Linked DNA regions of Homo sapiens: region 1 is linked to region 2. The links are chromatin loops, found by intact Hi-C in ENCODE. Cell type or tissue: heart left ventricle. All regions are shown on one strand.

Region 1 (2,500 bases), 120 kb after region 2:
ATGGGTGCACTGATTTCTGGGTTCTCTTATTCTGTTCCATGGGGGGGTGTGTGTGTCTATTTTTATACAAATATCATGCTCTTTTGGTTACTAACACTTTCTAATTAGATATAAGCTCACTCCAGTTAGAATGATTATTATTATAAAGACAAAAAAATGACAGATGCCAGTGAGGATTTGGGGAAAAGGGAACTCTTATACACTATTGGTGGGAATGTAAATTAGTACAGCCACTATGGAAAACAGTGTGGAGGTTTCTCAAAAAACTAAAAATGGAACTACCATACAATCCAGCAACCCTACTACTGGTAAAGGGAGAGAAATCAGTATATGAAAAGGATACCTGCACTCACGTTTGTCACTGCACTATTTGCAGTAGCCAAGATATAGACTCAACCTACCAGCAATAGATGAATGGGTAAAGAAAATGTCATACATAGACACAATGGAATACTATTCTGCCATAAAAATGAATGAAATAATGTATTCACAGCAACATGGATGGAGCCGAAGGTCATTATGTTAAGTGAAATAAGCCAGGCACAGAAAGACAAGTACTGCATGTTCTCACTTATATTCGGGAGTTAAAACACTTGATCTCATGGACATAGACAACAGGAGGATAGATACCAAAGGCCAGGAAGGCCAGAAAGGAAGGGGAATGAAGAGAGGTTGGTTATGGGTACAAACATACAGTTAGATGGAAGAAATAATTTCTAATATTTAATAGCAGACTAGGGTGACTATACTTGGCAATAATATTGTGTATATTTCAAAGTAAATCGAAGAGAGGGCTTGAAATGATACCAACGCATAAAAATGATAAATGCTTAAGGTGATGGATACCCCAAATACTGTGACTTGATGATCATTACAGTCTATGCACGTAACAAGCACTCACATGGACCCTATACATTATGTAAATTATTTTGTATCAACAGAAAAGTAATCACAACCAGCGGTGGGAGCTACAGCACACTGATCCTCCTAAATGAATCTAATTTCCGGTTTTGTTTTTTCAAACTACTCCGCTTGCTTAACAAGTGCGCGGGCTGTAGGCAGCACGGCCAGCAGCTGGAGACCTCCTGCCTCGTGTGCGGCGTGCGTACTCCCTCGCACTGCAGCCCCTCCGCGCACTGTCGCCTTTGAGAGCTCTCGTTGGCGGAGGCGGTTCCTCTCCCGGAGTTCGCAGCGCGCACCGCGGCGTCCCCTGGGAAGTGTAGTCGGCGTGGGGCCGGAGGCATGCCGGGAGTGGTAGTTCTCCCGCGGTTGGCGGGGTTTCGGGGACAGCTCGCGGCCTTTCGGGGGTTCTCCTGGCTTGGGCCATCCAGGCTTGGCTAGGATTGCCGGCCTGGGGTTGAGGCGCTCGCAGTGGTCTCTTCCGGGCCGGGGTGGATCCGGGCCTCTCCAGCGAGTGGGCGGCGTGCAGCCTCGTCTGGGCTTCTGGGACCAGCCCTACGCGGCTCGGGCCCCTTGGCCACTGGGTCCCGGGGCGCCGTCCGCGAGCGGCCTGGACTGCCGGAGACCCGCGGGAGGGAGCGCCTCGCCAGGTGAGCTGGGTGCGCCGGGCCGCTGGGGTGGGGATGCCAGCCTTTTGTCGTTGTTCATTCTGCGATTTTCTTCTGTGCATTTTCTTCTGAGTAACGGAAATAATAAAAGCAATAGCTGATGCCCGCCGAGAGCGCTCGGGTGCCAGGCACCAGACTAGCGCATCGCCCGAACGAACTCCGCGCATCCCTGCTAACAGATAGGGTGGCGGTACGCTGTTCCCGCTCTGTCAGGAGGAGACCGAGGCAGAGTGGCGAGGTCATTGCCCCAGATGTAACTGGGGCCTGGGGCTAGGATCAGGATTGCCTTCCCGGCCCTTATGACTTTGGGCAGGTCACGACCTCCTGGTTTTCAGTCTCCGTAACATCTGTAAATGTGAAGATTGAAAATACTGCGTGGAAAACACTCACCGCTTCCTGGGAGGAGGTGCGCTTCGTCGCGTAACCGAGGCCTTGTGTGGCAGCTTCCCCTGGGCTGGTCGAGGCACCCGCTGGAACTGGCCTGGCAGAGCCCCAGGTTGGCTCCATGCTAGGGGGCACCCTGAGTCGCCGCTGCAGATCGCGGGCCTGGAGGCCCTCACACTTGCCCGGCTGCCCCAGGCAGCCTCTTCCCTTGCTTTCTGTGGGGCGGGCACGGTTTCCACCTCTCCCACCTGGGGTTGGTGTTTGGGCAGCGACGGCTGTTTCTGGTTGTGGGTGCCATTAGAGGCGGCACCTGTGGAGTATTAGGAGGGACAGCAAAGCTCTGGCTTTGGGTGGGGACAGTGCCTTAATCCTGTTACCTTGGGTAAAGTGTGGTAAGGCCCGACGAAGATCTAGTAAAGAGGCTGGGAAAGCTGAGTGGTTGGATTATGCTCACAGTTTCTTGGGGAGAACACAGCACTCCACGGAAGGACCACTCAGGGCGAGCAGTGGGGTCTGTCACCAGGGTAGGGATGCGGGGAAGCCTCTTT
Region 2 (2,500 bases):
TTCTCCAGCCCCTGGACTCGGGGTTCTTACTCTCTGGAGCCCAGTTTGAGTGACCTGGAGTCACGAGGGAGGCGAGAGAGAAGGGTTACCAGCGATACTCACACAACATCCTCCCCCTCTGGTGCTTTGCCGGGTCCCTGGGAACTGCTACAGGGGCTGCACAGCGGCTGACCCTGGCCTTGTCAAGCACTTGACACATAAGTGCTCCAAAGTGTCTATGGAATGAAATCTTCAATAAAACTCCAAACAGAATGCTGTAGTCACTGACACTGCTTCCTAAAACGTGGCCAACAATTCCGTATGTGACAAACAGGTCACATTCTTGATTTTTTTTAACGACCAACAAAGTTAAAACCCTCTCATCTTTCCTTCCTGAGCTCCATGCAAATTACCTATTCAAAAGCAACTAAGTATCTCCAGTTGGATATTCTTAGGCATCATCTCATCCTTGCCAGTCTCTGCAAAATATGGTCGACAAAAATAAATACCACCTTCTTAAATACCACCCAGCTGTCCAAGATGGAGACTTCCTGGCATCCAGGCGCCTTCCTCTCCCTCGTCCCCACCTCTGAGAAGTTCCCAAGCACGAAGTGTTCTGCGTCCCGAACATTCCAGGGGCCGCCAGCCACCATGGGCTCTGTCCTGAGGTGCCAAGCAGGACATCCCTGCCCGACATCCTTGTCCTCCCGCACCGCACACGCGTTAGTGGCTGTGGCGTCGCCACCCCAGCACACGCTGGCCCGCCCGCAGTGCCAGGCTGGAAGTGTCGGGCGCTTGCCAGGCCAAGGGGCAATTCTGTTGCCTTCCAGGCCTTTTCGGCGCGGTCCCAGTCAGGAACGCGCCCTGTCGCCTCCCACTCCGTCTTCCGGACCCTCCCGATCCTCTCTCGTCAGCGATCGGGCGTCGCTCCCCTGGACTAACCTCCCTTGCCCCATCTTCAGCTTTTCGCTGATCTGCATCTTCCTGCGCCTTAGTGCAAGGCAGAGACCTGGTTCTAAAGCGAACGGAACGGAACCGATTCTGTAAGTTGCAATGAGCGCGCTGAGGTCGGCGTGGAGGGGTCTCTGGGAAAGGTAGTTTCCGCGCCTAAAGCGCCGGGGCCGGGCCCTGTTCCCGCAGGCGCAAGGCAGCACTGTCTCCGCCGATTGTCCCTCTGGGAAGTGGAGTCTGGCCGGCGGAACTGCAGCAGCCCTGAGACTTGTGGGAATTCGGCCCAAGGGTTCCCAGGGCAACGCGCAAGCGCAGTTCGGCTCCCGGCTGCAGACTCCAGCTCATTGTGTTCTGACTGCGATGTGGCGCTTGCGATCTCTCGCCGCCGGCAGAGGCTCCTCGAAGAGCGACACGGGGCTGACCAGGCACGGTGGTCAAAGCCGCAGAGGGAGAGCGGGAGCGGTCGTGAGGTCGTCTGGGGAGAAGGGCGGAGGCAAAGCCGAGGAGGTGCGGGTTGTGGTCCATTCTGGAGGACGCTGATCGAATGCCCCAAACTTCCCGGAATGTATGTCTGAGATTTGATCCCAGAGAGGGAGGACGGCCAGGGGTGGTCATCCTGGGCTGAGGGTCGAGTCTGTGAGTGCCTGTGGAGGAGATGGAGCCAGGGCCTCTGGCATGTGTCTTGGAGCGGACTCCGAGAAGCCCAGGGTTTCCTCTCAGGTGATAGATACACGCCTGGCGTGGTTCCGAGTCCTGCGCCAGGAACTCGCCAAGGCCGGAGGCAGCCGCTGCGCAGCCCCTGCCACAGCCCCCGAGGGACCTGGCGAAGCGGCAGGGGCGGGACGGGGCTGTGTGTGATTAGGGTTCCTAACCCTTCCCTCTCCCCTCCCGCCCAGCTCACACAAACGCCGCTTCTGCCCACCCGTGACTCCAGGCCACCCAGACTGGGCCCCAGAGAGTGAGAACACTGAGGCCAGAGAAGGGTTTGCCTGAGAGGCTTCGACAGTGAAGAGCCTTCTTAGCCTCCTTTCTGAGGAGGAAGAAGACCACCCTCCTTTTCCTCTTCTCCTGTCACTGCCAGATAAGGCAGCTGTTCCAAAGCCGCAGAGGGAGAGCGGAGCGGTCTTCCAATCCAGTCGAACCCAGACACTGCCCTCCGTTGCCTCTCCCCAGCGCTCCCACCTTTTCGGGTACATCCTGGTGGGTTCTGGAGCTGAATAACTTGTTAAAGAGATAATTCTCGGCCGAGTGCGGCGGCTCACGCCTGTAATCCCAGTACTTTGGGAGGCCGAGGCGAGCCGATCACCTGAGGTCCGGAGTTCGAGACCAGTCCGACCAACATGGTGAAATCCCGGTCTCTACTAAAAATATAAAAAATTAGCCGGGCGTGGTGGCGGGTGCGTGTAATCCCAGCTACTCCGGAGACTGGGGCGGGAGAATCGCTTGAACCCGGAAGGCGGAGGTTGCAGTGAGCCAAGATCGTGCCACTGCACTCCAGCCTAGGTGACAGAGCGAGACTCTGTCTCAAACAAACAAACAAAAAAAGAATTCTCTTGAGATCGCTCAGTGA

The links. Hi-C counts contacts between places; a loop is a spot of excess contacts. Peaks named below come from ENCODE experiments on the same cell type or tissue, not always from the same donor. Only the 100,000 strongest peaks of a DNase experiment are listed, where the experiment ranks them.
Region 1: a loop joins it to region 2, with 9 times the contacts of the local background. A loop is called at or near these places in 14 of 110 quality-filtered maps.

What each region holds. Positions count from the first base shown.
Region 1 is chr5:179,059,117-179,061,616 of GRCh38, forward strand. ZNF354C (zinc finger protein 354C) reads left to right here and starts at 1,257. Exons shown (of 5, transcript NM_014594.3): 1 at 1,257-1,550. RefSeq lists an enhancer at 1,576-2,111. In heart left ventricle, no CTCF peak of the experiment used is centred here; a DNase peak (open chromatin) is centred at 1,205; H3K4me3 peaks cover 2,085 bases; H3K27ac peaks cover 1,060 bases.
Region 2 is chr5:178,939,950-178,942,449 of GRCh38, forward strand. ZNF454 (zinc finger protein 454) reads left to right here and starts at 1,249. Exons shown (of 5, transcript NM_001178089.3): 1 at 1,249-1,495. ZNF454-DT (ZNF454 divergent transcript) reads right to left here and starts at 1,066. Exons shown (of 1, transcript NR_186409.1): 1 at 1-1,066. In heart left ventricle, no CTCF peak of the experiment used is centred here; DNase peaks (open chromatin) are centred at 1,192 and 1,712; H3K4me3 peaks cover 2,110 bases; H3K27ac peaks cover 1,057 bases.